2 separate regions of the Homo sapiens genome follow, and region 1 is linked to region 2. A link is a contact called in ENCODE Hi-C data. All regions are on one chromosome and are shown on one strand. The core of a region is the stretch at or near the end of the contact, and the rest is flanking DNA. Distances in the headings are between cores, read along the strand shown. Region 1 overlaps LINC00689 (long intergenic non-protein coding RNA 689). Region 2 overlaps NCAPG2 (non-SMC condensin II complex subunit G2).

Region 1 (7,094 bases), core at 1,022-3,521, 320 kb before region 2:
GAGTCAGTAAGAGAAACACCAAGAGTCTAACAGATAGTAACAAATTACATAAATTTCAATCCAAAAAAACACAAATAAAAATGTTTAAGAAATATTCAAAAATTACCAATCCATTAAACAGCAACACTGCCACTTCCTACCTACTTAGTGGAACTCAAACATCTGAGAGAACACTTCGGAATACAGATGCCATTCTCAAAATTGAAGTTTTTCTTTGTTGACCAGGAGCATACTGAAGGGACCTGCCTAATTTTTACAGATGGCTGGGTCCTGAGACAGCCAGATGTCCCCTGGGCTGGCTGGAAGAGGGGATCCCAGAGCCCACACGGGTGTGGGAGCGACCGGGATGACCACTGCATGTAACCTAGGCAGGGAGGCCAGGCGCAAGACCGCACACCAGGAGTGGGGAGCAGAGCTCCCAGGTCCTTGGGCAGCTGACAGTTTTCAGTCAGCACCAGCTCAAAAACCTCACACTGGCCTGTCGTGGAAGTTGTGACGGAACAAAACTGTGTACACTTGGCCCGCACAGAGAGACTGGACGTCCACTCTGAGGTCTGCAGCGATGGAAGGGAAGGAGTGTATCTCATCCCGCACAGGAGACTGGACGTCCACTCTGAGGTCTGCAGTGATGGAAGGGAAGGAGTGTATTCTTGTCCCGCACAGGAGACCGGACGTCCACTCTGAGGTCTGCAGTGATGGAAGGGAAGGAGTGTATTCTCATCCCACAAAGGAGACCGGACGTCCACTCTGAGGTCTGCAGCAGTGGAAGGGAAGGAGTGTATCTCATCCCACACAGGAGACCGGACGTCCACTCTGAGGTCTGCAGCAGTGGAAGGGAAGGAGTGTATCTCATCCCATACAGGAGACCGGACATCCACTCTGAGGTCCGCAGCGATTGAAAGGAGGGCGTGTATTATCCCACACAGGAGACCGGACGTCCACTCTGAGGTCTGCAGCGATTGAAAGGAGGGCGTGTATTATCCCACACAGGAGACCAGACGTCCACTCTGCAGCGATGGAAGGGAAGGCGTGTATTCTCATCCCATACAGGAGACCGGACATCCACTCTAAGGTCTGCAGCGATGGAAGGGAGGGTGTGTATTCTCATCCCGCACAGGAGACCGGACGCCCACTCTGAGGTCTGCAGCGATGGAAGGGAGGGCATGTATTTGCAGGGTGCCAAGCAGGAGGGTGGGGCAGCTCCGCCTAAGTCCTGAACTCCCCACTGGCTGCAGACAAGGGTTCTAAAGGCAGCAGCGAATTTCAGGAAAGCAGAAGCTGCAGGCAAAGTCGTCAATCAGGACGTTGGGCGTACACGTGGGTTTTGACCTAAAAGGGTGGGAGATCTCGAAGTGAGGACTTAGGGGTCATCAGAGGATTCAAGGATTTCCTGATTTGTAGTTGGTTAAGGAAGAGCAGCTTTGTTTAAAAATTGGGGTCGGCAGAGAAATTGTTAACCGACTCAGGGGTGTGGCTCCCTCCAAGCCCCTCAAGAAGAAATTTAGACCCAAAGAACAGTGATCAGAGGTCAGCCTCCCGTTCCCCCCATCTAAGGTCTCTTCGTGGGGGTCCGCAGTGGGGTCTGGGCTTCTGAAAGGCAGCTCGGGGACATGTGTGAAGATGGGATCTTTAGAGTCTACAGAGAAACAAAAATCTCTGGACTCACTCCCCTGGCTGCTGACTTGGGCTGCCCGTAACCTTCTTGCTTATCAGGTTGTTCATTTACAGGCGAGCTGGCTTCCCCTTGAAGGAACTCTTTGCAGGGGGCTGGAGGACTGCAGGCCTCTAACAAGGGAGTCCCTGCTCCCTCTCAAAATGAACCCTTGATCCTTGGAGGGACTGTGAACTTTAACGTCCACACTCCGCAGGCCTTGAGGTGTCTGGGGACAGCCCCCCTTCCCACCGCCCGGGGGCGGCCCCTCCTCCGCACCCTGGGCAGAAAGAACGCGATGCCGTCATCCTCAACACGTGGCTCGGGCAACGGTTGAAATGGAGAGTTTTCAAGAATTATTTTTAATAAAATAAACCCTGAGGTCAGAGACTGGTCATGTCAGGCCCCGGGGCAGAGACTGTTTACAGTCTTTGGTGCCTAAAGAAAGGTCAGAGAAATTCCAGGGCTGCCCTCCCTCCACAGGAGGTCAAGTTTCATCACCAAGGAGGCCCCTTCTGCAGCCTGTGGGCTCTTTAAAGACCACACCCCTGCCTGTGCCTGCGTCAGAGCCCAGGTTCCCCGCTCTGCCCCCACCAGCTACTGCCCTTGGGCCTGGCACTCTCCCCAGGAACGCCTGTGAACAGCACTGTCAGCTCATCTCCCTGGGCTTCTAGTCAGAAAGGCTGGTGTGCAGAGGCTCACAGGCCACCTGTGCTATTTAAACATCGCAGTCAACTCCCCTTTGCCTGTTCCTATAGAAAACAAGGTCTAACAGTCATCTCCTTCCTCTAAAATAAGCAAAGTGACATTGCAGACCGTGTATACTACCTATTCTGTGTATGCGCACGTGAGCATGGCTGGTCACCGAGGCACAAAGCGTTTAAGAAGGCCCTGCTCAGGCCCAGCTCATACTTGGGTCAGAGCTGGGGACCCTTTCATAGCAGCCCCCTGCCAGGAAGTGCCAGCCAACTAGTGGCCAGATTTCTGAGTCTCACAGACATAAAAAGTCTGAAAGGGTTGCCTGTTGTTTCATTTTGGCCAGTAAAGTCTCAAAATAGGAATGGCCAGCTTTTATCAACAATATTTCAAAAGGATTTTTTTTTAAAGGACTCTCTGTTGAAAACATTTCTGTTTAGAGCTGGAGAGTCTCTTGTCTAGAATTATCTCATCCCCTGAGAATAAGAAGCAGCATCTGGCGGAAACCCCAGACCCCGCCAAGAGTCTGCCGTGCCCACCACAGTCGTGGCACAGCGTGTGCACCAAGGGCCTGCCAGGCCCACCGCAGGCATGGCACGGCATGTGCACTTTTTTCCAGGTGCCTGAAGCCCTCTGAGCACACGAGAGGGACAAGGCTGTCAACTCTGGGCCACACTCAATCAGCTCACCCTCCCACAGCCCACGTACAGGGAGCTGGCCCAGTTTGGGTGGCCAGACCTGTCTCATCTCTGGATCCACCCTGGCCCCGGTCAATTATGTTCTAGAGTGTGGGGGCATTCATGGATTTATAGATGTGTAGAAATGATCAGTTCTGACCCCGAGCCTCCGTTCACACAAACCCCCAAGCGCAAAGCTCCCGGCAGAAGTGCGACAGGGGCTCTCCAGGCCCACAGCCGCCTTTGTGTCCACACATGACATCACTTCACTGTGGGTGTCCTGAGGAACACAGCGTCCTTGGAGGGTTCCCTGAGGTTGGCGTGACCACAAAGGACAGCTTACTAGCAAGGAGCTGCCCTCACCCCCAGAAACGGTCACAATAACTCACAAATTATAAACACCTGAAAATCCACCAGATCAGCCGTTCCAGAGCCCAGCATTAGGAGGATTTGGCTGGGAGAAAGCATGGAGGCTGTCATGGCTGGCATGGGAGGGGGCGCCGGGGACACAGGCCAGGGAGAAGTCCCGTCCCCAAGGCTGCCTCCCACACGGGCGAAGCCAGCACCTGCCCATGCCCTCTGGCCTCTACAGCCTTGCAGGGCCACAGAAGGGCCCAGCTGCTCACCTCCACAGCTCCTCCTTCCCAAGATACTTCCCACATATGATGTGACTCTGACCTCGGTCTCCCAAGGAGTCCCATGCATTCATCTGAGCAGGGCATGGGGAGGCAGCTGGCCGTGCTGAGCAGGAGGGTGTGTGGTGCCAGGGCCCAGGACAGGTCCGAGGTCTGCAGTGCCTGGGCAGGGCCTGAACAGAACATCTCCTATGGCCACTGCATGTCCGCCTCCCCCCACACCAGGTTTGCCCACTGAGGCCAGTGCCCTGGACACCAGCCAAGGGCCCTGCCATGCCCATGACTTGTGCAGACCCAAAAGAGGGACAAGGCCGAGATGATTTAATGGCCCAGGGGAGCCTGGAGACCTCATCTCCAGAAATTTTACCATAATGTTGCTTGAAAAATGCCAAAATAATACGTTTTAAGTCATTTCAAATCAGAACATAAAAAGCAAATGCAAAGATACAGAAGTGCACAAGCCCCTTTGACCCCAATGCGACCTCGACCCCAACCCCGACCTTGACCCTGACCCCAACCTTGACCCCCCGACCCAACCTCAACCCTGACCCTGACCCAACCCGACCCAATCCCCATCTTGACCCTGACCCCAACCTTGACCCCCAACCCGACCTCAACCTCAACCCTGACCCCAACCCAACCCAGACCCCATCCCAACCTTGACCCTGACCCCAACCTTGACTCCCAACCCGACCTCAACCTCAACCCTGACCCCAACCTGACCCCAACCCAATCCTGACCTTGACCCTGACCCCAAACTTGACCCCAACCCAACCTCAACCTCAACCCTGACTCCAACCCGACCCGACCCAGACCCAACCCCGACCTGACCTCAACCGTGACCCCAACCCTGACCCCGACCCCGACCTCGACCTCAATCCCAATCTGACCCTGACCCCAGCCCCGACCCTGACCTCGTCCCTGACCCGGGGAAGGGTGAGGCCGTTGCCCTCCTCCCAGCAGAGCCTGGGGCCCCCAACGGCAGCATCCTCCAAATGCTCCTGGGGATTAGGCAGGTCCTGCCATCATGAGGATTTGCTAAAACCCAGCCAGTGCCTTTCAGAAGCAGCCTCACAGAAACTGCAGGAAAGAGCCCATTCCTCGCCTTCTGCCATGAGCCCTCTGTGGTTTTAAGCATGGGAGAATTTGGAGAACAATGGTGAAAGGGAGTTACGTGGGGCTATGTTCTCTAAAGAAGTCCCTGGCTGCTGCCACCTTGCACTTGTGACCGATGCTGGGGCCAACAGGAAATGCCAGTGCCTGGAGCCCCAGCGGGGCCGGGCGCTCATCCAGACGTGCTGCAGATGAACTTGGCCCTTCCTCATTAAACTTCACTGTGTGGAACATAAACCTCGTGAATTTTGATTCTCTACTAATTTGGAAATGGGTACTACATAGACGGGCTTGGCTGAAGTTTGTCTTTGAGTTAAAGAAAAGTTTGTTTAAAAAATAAGCAGCATCAATAAAACTGCAAGAGTAAACCTCTTAACAATATCACTTGTGGAGGATAAGGCTAATATTTACTTTAAGATCTGACCATTTTGCTGAGTAACAGCTGTGTTCCAGGGATAAAATGTGGCCTGTGGTATGGTCTAGTGTGTGTCACTGGTACTGACGGAGTTCTGACAAGACTTGTCAGATGTAACTTATGTGACCTGCTAATCAGAAATCTTTTCGATATCATATTGAGGATATGCCCCAAGAATCACATTAATGGATCAATTTGAATTTCCACATGAGACCGAATGTAATGGAAGCACATTACCTAAGAAACTGTAAACGCAGACTTCCCTTTATTTTGCACTAGACTCCTTTCTAAGTAGTAGCAATGGTGATGTTTTTCATGCAAGCAAACACACCACAGCTTGCTGATAGTAATGAACAATGGGCATAATTTCCAGAGCCAGAGGCGCTCCCAACACATACATATAAATCTTAACTTAATTATGATACTAAAGAAAGTGAATTACAAAAGAGATAGCTAGAGATGTTTTTGAAGATGTTTCTTATTTTAACCAAGCTTGAGTTTCTTGGGGCAGAGAAAGAGATTGACGATGCTCAGAGATCTTGCTCATTGTGACAAATCAGGGACGCTGGACACAGGCAGCGCGTTCTGGCCACTATCCTTTCAAAACAGAGCTTCAAGAACAACCTTCTGCATTACAGATCCTCTGCCTCTTATCTTTGACTGAATACCAGATCTCATAGGGGACACAAGACAATTTTAAAAAGGAGCCATGTTCTAAACCATTTCACAGGCAGCTTCCTCCTTTGAAGACTCTGCATTTGACTTCCTGACACTGCATCTGCCCGGTCTCTAACAGCTTTTGTGTCACTCACATTGTGTTCTCCTCCACTAAGGAGTCTTCTCCTGGCTCAGGAGCTGTGTGGGCAAAGGTGGTGCACTGTGGGTGCTGAGCGCCTCCTCTCCTGCATTGTTCTTGCCCTGGGGGTGGTCGACCACTTTCCTCCCAGGCCATGCAGGGTTAATCCTCATCTCCTTCCCCTGCTCTGTGGTCCTGGCTCTTCCCGCCTCTGTGCCCAGCCAGCAGCACTGACCAGCAGCCTCTGCATCTGCCCTGTTGGGATTGATCGCCCTGACCTGGCTGTGGGCCTCTAAGCACATTCCAAAGGCCTAGGCCGTTCCTTCCTCCTCCTCCTGCAGAGCTGCCAAGCAAGCCTCACAGCAAACCCCTGTCCACTTCCTAAACACGCATTTGTAACAACAGACACTCTTGGGTCCCACCTCTCTTTGATGTGACCTTTTACATCCCTGCGGCCACCTTGTGATTTCTCCTGTGTCTTGACTGAGCTGATGCCCGTCTTTCACAGCCTGTGTGCAATTCTATCTCCTAAATACGTAACCCCTTCTCTGCCTCTTCCACACAGTGCCCTCCACACCCAGAATGCCCTCCTACGCCTCCCCTGCATTTCAGCCAACGCTCCTCTCCTCAAGGAAGCTTTTCCTAACCACCAACTGTGAACATTCCAGTCATCTGGGCTCGGCAGAGGTCTGCTTATGCATCCCTTTCCTGATTTGCCTCTCGCTGCGGTCAAACTGACAACCTCCACTCATCTTTTGCTCTTTTTGTGGGACTAGGTTATTAGACCTTCATGTGGGACCTGGGCCAGGAGTGCTGAGTGTTCAGGGAGAAAGCTTTCCAGCCACAGAAGTCCGTCTTGTTGGGCAGATATGGGAAAAGTTAAATACCAAGTCAAGAAATAAGCAGTATTTTTGTCATCTTTGCTGACACACAGATTGTCTTATTCATTTAATATTTTTTATTCCTGTGCATTAGGCACAGTCCTGGGTGTGGGAGAAACAACAGGAACCCAACCAGACAACGGTCCCACTCTCTGTAGTGGGTGGTAAGAGACATAATTGAGTGTGAGACACGGTCACGCGCCAAGGAAAACAAGAGGACCCAGGGAAGA
Region 2 (7,104 bases), core at 3,855-6,354:
AGGAGAGAGAACTAGTGGACAAAATAGAGGTAAGGAGAAAAATATGGTTTGCCTTTTGGAAATATTCCTCTGACTACAAGTGAGAAATATGTCAAAGGGACATATTTAAGGCTAACCTCTTAGGTTGTGCTCTTCAAAATGATGGTTGAATTAGGAACTGGAAATGGGAAGCTGCTTGGTAGTGAAGTGATGGCACTATTGGACTGATTGGATATGGATATGGTGGGGAAGGGCCCAGGCGTCTGACTGTGTAGTACCATTCAGCAAGCTCATGAACGTGGGAAGAGGGCAGATTCAAGGGAGAATGTGGCTCCATTTTGGAGGTACCAGATGACTGGTGGTGGGATGTGCACCAGCGGATGGCCAGTAGTCAGACATGCACGTCTGGATACCAGGGGAAAGGGCTGAGCTAGAGACAGGTTGGGCATGGAAGCCTAAGTCATGGGAATGCCTGCAGTTATCTCTGTAGAGTTTCAGATAAAAGGGCCTAGGACACATCTCTGAGGAAGCCAGCATTGGAGGCACTGACTCTGAAATACGAAAGTATCTTTGGGGCAGGAGACCCTTGGCACACTTGTCTCACTTGTTCTTATTATGTGGTGAAAATCAAATTAGTGACAAAGAATTAGAGGAATCTAATAATGAATTTGTTACTGGCAACATTTAAGAAATCATTTTTCTTTATAAGAGAAATGAGCTTATAACATGTTTTGGTATTATAAAATGATATCCTGTAAACTTAAAAATAATCGCAAACTCATAGGCATCTCATCACCATAGAAGTGTTTATAAGAGCAAATTAGTTAGATAATATATAAATGTCTGCTTTAGCAGTAGCAGTGTATATGGATTGTATTGGAAATGCAGTACATACATATTTTAAAGTCTAAAAGATTGTTGTTGCAAAGTGCATACCATAATGTTAACAAAATCACAGAAAACTAAATTGAAAATCAGAGGTAAAAATAGCAACTCAAAATCACACTGGTGGCCACAATGACAGGTGCCCTTCTGGGGTGCGTTGTTTCCAGCCACCCGTTGTGTGCCAACCAGCCTTTGCAGTGTTGCTGGAAAGCCAGCAGACATCTCAGGAGAATACTGAATTAGTCCTTATACTAATGAGGCATTAACTCTAGTTTATCAATAAGCTTTATTAACACTTAACAGTTCAGCTTAGTACCTAGTCACCGTGTGGCTCTTACGTGTAAAAATGAAAATGTGTAGGATTGTGCATCACGTGGTTTCATCAAGTTGAATGACAGAAATGCCATTTTATATAATAATGATGGTTTCCCATAGTTCAATTTGATAAGAATTTAAATCAGTTTGGGGCCTATCAGGTAGATCTTTCCAAGTACAGTTAGTTCTGCTGTAATCCCACACATGCATTACCAACAGTCACTGCACTCTGCAGAATTGGTTAAAATAAATAAATAAATAAATAAATAAATAACCCAGAGAGATTATGGGGAAAATGGAGTTAGAGGGACAACACTAAAAAATTTTGCCAGTGACATGTTAAAAACAGGAACCTAATAAAACAGTAGCATAATTTTATATGTTAAATCAGTAAGAAATGCATAAATACTATAGTAAGCATGGCACTTTACCTTGAAAAATATTTACATTCTATAGTTGGGAGTAGGTGCCTGTGCTCCCAAGGTACACCTGCCCCTCTGTGTGTAAGAGGAAGAAAATGAGGTAGAACAGAGGAGAAAAAGGCAAGCAAGGCAGAGGGGAATACAGAGCATTGGAGAGCACGGTGGGCCTGGGGAGGGTGCAGTGCAGTGGGGTTGGAGCCTTTGGGTCATAGCAGGTGAGGGGCACAATGTGTGGCCCAGGTATGAATGGACTGAGCTGGTAGGTGTCTGAGTTGTGTTTCATGGGATCCTGGTGGCTCCAGTCAGTGGGTGCAGTTTTCTGCATTCACCTGGTATTTCTTGCCTATGAAATCCCACATAAGCAAATGGGAATTTGCCTTTGGTCAAATTGTTCCTTGATGTATTGACAATGTTGGAACAAATTTTTATTTTCAAGCAAGTGTTCCAGAGTGGAGCTGATTATACTGTATGCCCTTGTCCTTCTTGGAGAATCAATGATGGGGAGGAGGACACAGCACTGAGGAGAATTCCATCATTTAACAAACATGTCCTAAGTGCCTTCTGTGTGCCAGACACTGCACTGAGAGTTGGGGTTATAGTACACACAAAGAAAAGTTTCTGCACAAATGGGGGTTTATGTTCTAGTGGTAGAGGAAGAAAAACAAGACACATAGAGAAATAATAAAGCAGGTGGAGGCTGGGCACAGTGACTCACCTCTGTAATTCCAGAGCTTTGGGAGGCTGAGGCAGGAGGATCGTTTGAGGCCAGGATAACACTGGCCTGGGCAACATAGTAAGACCCCGTCTCTACAGTAATGTTAAAAAATTGGCCTAGTGTAGTGGCTTGTGCCTGTGGTCCCAACTACTTGGGAGGCTGAGGCAGTAGAATTACTTGAGCCCAGGAGTTTGAGGCTACAGTGAGCTATGATTGTGCAACTGCACTCCAGCCTGGGTGACAAAGTGAGACCCTGTCTCAAAAAAAAAAAAAAAATACTACTACTACTGATAAAGCAAGTGGAAGTGGAAGTTGGGAACGATGGAGTGGCTAAAGAAAACCTCAGAGATGATATTTGAACAGAGTTGGTACAGTCACATGACTCTTGATGAGGATAGGTTCTGAGAAATGCATCATTAGGTCATTTCATTGTTGTGTGAACATCCTAAAGTGTGCTTACATACACCCAGATGGAGCAGCTCAGTACACACCTGGGCTAGATGGTACAGTCTACCGTCCTAGGCTACAAACCTGTGTGGCATGTTACTGTACTGAATACTGTAGGCACAGTGTTGTAACACAATGGTGTGTGTCTAAACATTGAAAAGGTACAGTAAAAATACAGTATAAAACATAAAAAATGGTACATCTGAATAGGGCACTTAGTGTAGCTGGAGCTGGCACAACTGGAAGTTGTTCTGGGTGAATAACTGAGTAGTGAGTAAATGTGAAGGCCTAATACGTCATTGTACACTACTGTAAACTATAAACACATTACACTTGGGCTACAGTAAATTTATAAAAACATTTTTCTTCAATAATAAATTAACCTTAGCTTACTGTAACTGTTTTACTTGATAAACTTTTAAAATCCTTTATAATAACACTTAGCTTAAAACACAAACTTATTTTGCTTTACAAAAAATCTTTCTTCATTTTATTTTATTTTAACTTTTATATTCAGGGTTACATGTACAGGTTTGTTACATAGGTCAACTTGTCTCATGGGGGTTTATTGTACAGATTATTTCATCACTGAGGTATTAAGCCTAGTAATTAGTTATTTTTAGTTATTTAGTTATATTAGTTATTTTTCCTGATCCTCTCCCTCCTCCCACCCTCTACCCTCCAATAGGCCAGTGTGTGTTGTTCCCCCGTGTCCATGTGTTCTCATAATTTAGCTCCTACTTATAAGTGAGAACATGCTGTATTTGGTTTTCTGTTCCTGTGTTAGTTTGCTATGGATAATGGCCTCCAGCTCCATCTATGTCCCCGCAAAGGACTTGATCTCATTCTTTTTTTATGGCTGTATAGTATTCCATGGTGTATATGTACCACATTTTCTTTATCCAGTCTATCATTGATGGGCATTTAGGTTTATTCCATGTCTTTGCTAAAAATACTCTCTTTATACCCCTATTTGATAGCTTTTTTCTATTTTTACTTTTTTTTTTTTTTCTTTTCAGTTGGAGCCTTGCTCTGTTGCTCAGGCTGGAGTGCAGTGGCGTCGTCTTGGCTCACTGCAACCTCCGCCTCCCGGGTTCAAGTGATTCTCCTGCCTCAGCCTCCTGAATAGTTGAGATTACAGGCACACGCCACCACACCGGCTAATTTCTGTATTTTTAGTAGAGACAGGGTTTCGCCATGTTGGCCAGGCTGGTCTCAAACTCCTGATCTCAGGTGATCCACCTGCCTTGGCCTCCCAAAGTGCTGGGATTACAGGTGTGAGCCACCATGCCCAGCCATCTATTTTTACTTTTTAAACTTTTTTGTTAAAAACTAAGACACAAATATACCATAAGCCTGGGCCTGTACCAAGTCAGGATCATCAGTATCACTGTCTTCCACCTTAACATCTTGTCCCAGTGGAAGGTCTTCAGGGGCAATAACAGACATGCAGCTGTCATCTCATCTCCTATGATAACATTGCCTTCAGGAATTTCTCTTGAAGCACCTGCCTAAGGCTAGTTTACAATTAACTTAAAAAAATGTAGAAGGAATATACTCTAAAACAATGATAAAAAGTAGGTTTGTTTACACCAACATTACCACAAATGTGATTAATCTGTTACACTATGATGTTTTGACAGCCATGACATCACTAGGTGATAGGAATTTTTCAGCTCCATTATAATCTTATGGGACCACTCTCATATATGTGGTTTGTCATTGACTGAAATATCACTATGCATTGCCTGACTATATTTGATCAGAGATCCAAATGGGCCATGCAGAGATTTGGGAAAAGAAGATTCTAGACAAAAGGAATGGGAAAGGCCGAGCCCCTGAGGCAGGGCACATTTGGGAAGCTAAGGGTGTGGACTTAGGAGGAGGAGGGTGGCAGGGTTAGGGTGGAGAAGTAATTTCTTTCCTGTTGAAATAACTGCTAAGTTAAAAGAAAAGTTGCAAGAGGAATTCAAAGGAATCCTGAATACCCTACGTCCAGGTTTGCCAGTTTTTACCACTTGCCACATTTTCTTTATCATCCTTTGTATTTACATTTTTTTGAATCACTTGAGTCAGTTGTAGGCATTGTGCCTCTTTATCTCTAAACATTTCAGTTCGTATTTTTCTAAAAGATATTCTGTTATATAATCACATTAAAATCCTCAAAATCAGGAAATTTAACATTGTGGATAATCCTGTTAAATAACCCTCTGCAGCCTATGTCCTCTCCTCTTGAATCTGGATTGGGCTTGTGCCTGCTTTGACGGACGGAATATTGAGGAAGTGGCCTTCAGAAAGTTTGGCAGCTTCTACTTCCTCTCGGAGCCCGTGGTTGTCATGTAAGAAGTGCAGGATCACCCTCTGCTGGAGAGAGAGACCACACACAAAGGCTGGAGGATGAGACTGCAGAGGGAGACCTCATTAGTGGGCACCAAAGTGCCAGACATCCAACACCCAGCTGCCACCTTAAGCACAGGCATGTGTCCCCAAGAGTGAGCATCTGATTCATGAGATACAGTAAAATTGTTGCTTTATGCTACCAAGTTTTTTGCTACGCAACAAGACTTCCCCTGCTTCATACACATTGTGCCAGTCACAAGAGGATACCTCCCTCTGGGCATATAGACTACAAAAAGGCACCTTGCTGGGGCACAGGTGGCCAGGGCACTCACACAGGGAGGAGAGGCCCTGCAGGATGTCCACCCCACCGGCCCCTCATCCTGGTGCGCTCTGTACAGCACAGGGCTGCACAGCTTCTGCATCCGGGGGCTGGAGGTGGTTGTGGAAGGATGCCCACAGGCAGCTCGCTAGTCTGCACGTGTTCTTTCTAACTGCTGGGCTTTTGTGTTGCCCTGCCTTTGCCCAGTGTCCTATGGCCCTAGAGGCCTGGGCCGTCACTGCTAATGTCGTGGCAATGCCAGGCAATGACCACCCCAAGGCCATGCTGGGGAGAGGTAGAACATTTTGATATTTGAACAGCTTTTGTCCCCCATCCTTTCCTTGCCCTTCCAGCCAGCTCTTCAGTGCCCTAGGCAACAGCCACTCATTTCTCACATCCCCAGCTCCAAACAGCCTTCAGTGAAGCTGGGTGTGTGTCTCATTTTGTTGCTATAGTTTGTTACTGGAACCTCTCTCACTCTCATTTCTTCAGGGTTGATTTTTCAGGAAGGAGTTAGCAGCCCATCCTAGTTTGTCACATAGGTGGATGGGCAGCTATTTCTTTTCCTTCAGGCTATATCCTTCAGCATACACCTCTAATAGATTTTAACAATCTGTAGGTTGTTATTCTTGCCCCTAGACTGTGAACTTACTCAGGGCAGGGTGGGTCCTGATTCGTTTCTGTGCCCTAACCATCAGTCAACTAGTATTTCCTGATGTAAGCGTCATGAATCAGCCCAGTCATTTCTCTGGTCACCTTCAGTCACCAGAGTTTGCCCTGAATAGAACCTCTTGATCTTTGAACACAGTAGCTGTGGTCCATCACCCAGATGAATGACCCCAGCACCAAAACTGTCCATTGATATACTGGAAAATTACCATTAATGGACTTAAGCGGGCCATTAACTTATTTTTTCTGCATAATTGAGGCGTAAAGAATTATTCAATTGTTCATGATTGAATGTCGGGTCTATAGGTAGATCAAGATACTGTCTAAGGTCAAACATTTGAGAGCTGGTCTGTGTTTGCATGTGATTGACAGGCAAAGGCTTAAGGAAAATGGAGAGGAGAATTGAAGGGGAGGAGGGTCAAGGAAACGAGGAAAGAGAGTAGATAGAAGTGAACAAGCGGAGGTGGAAAAAGCTAGATGAAAAATGAAGGAGCGCTAAGAAGAGGAGAAAACAAACACCAGGGCAGGAGAGGAGCTAGGAGAGCAGGAAGAGAGGATGGGGGGATGGAGGGCTTATGAGGTTATCTTTACTCTAGTTCCTCCATCTTACTGTGTTTTTTATGACCCCGACAGTTTTGAAGAGTGCAAGTGGCTCTTTTGTGGTATAGCCTTCAATTTGCATCTGTTGAGGATCTGATTAAATTTTAGTGTGCATTTTGGCAGGAACTGCTTAGCAGTGTTAGGTCCTCGGCGCTGTCAAGACAGGAAGCGCATGGCATGGTCTGTCCGTCCCTGTGTGGGTAGGTGTCCGCCAGGTCTCTTCTGGGAACCTGCCTCTGTGGGAAAGTGGTGACACTGTAATGTCCTGCTGCTCACCAGGCTTCCACCCACTTGTTTCAGCATCTCCCGATAATTCCTGCCAGAGTCCATAATTATTGTGATGGCTATAAAACAGTGATTTTCTAACCCTGTATTGCATCTATGTTTATTCACTGACATTCTAGAGCATGCAG

The links. A loop is a pair of places that touch in the nucleus more often than their neighbours do. Pooled maps may share reads with other maps.
Region 1: a loop to region 2 is called in a pooled map, with 2.3 times the contacts of the local background. The contact joins two enhancer-like sites. A Hi-C loop is called at or near these places in 2 of 50 pooled maps.

What each region holds. Positions count from the first base shown.
Region 1 is chr7:159,010,693-159,017,786 of GRCh38, reverse strand. It overlaps LINC00689 (long intergenic non-protein coding RNA 689), which reads right to left. Exons shown (of 5, transcript NR_024394.1): 2 at 141-1,329. Among named protein-coding and RNA genes, the nearest start is that of LINC00689, 5.9 kb to the right of the region's middle. RefSeq lists enhancers at 1,559-2,187, 1,948-2,477, 3,446-4,075. Within about 2 kb of position 2,271, at least 16 of the 41 ENCODE cell types and tissues checked have a DNase peak (open chromatin) inside an H3K27ac peak, as active enhancers do.
Region 2 is chr7:158,694,276-158,701,379 of GRCh38, reverse strand. The region is part of intron 2 of NCAPG2 (non-SMC condensin II complex subunit G2); the gene reads left to right. Among named protein-coding and RNA genes, the nearest start is that of NCAPG2, 7.0 kb to the left of the region's middle. Within about 2 kb of position 5,104, at least 4 of the 41 ENCODE cell types and tissues checked have a DNase peak (open chromatin) inside an H3K27ac peak, as active enhancers do.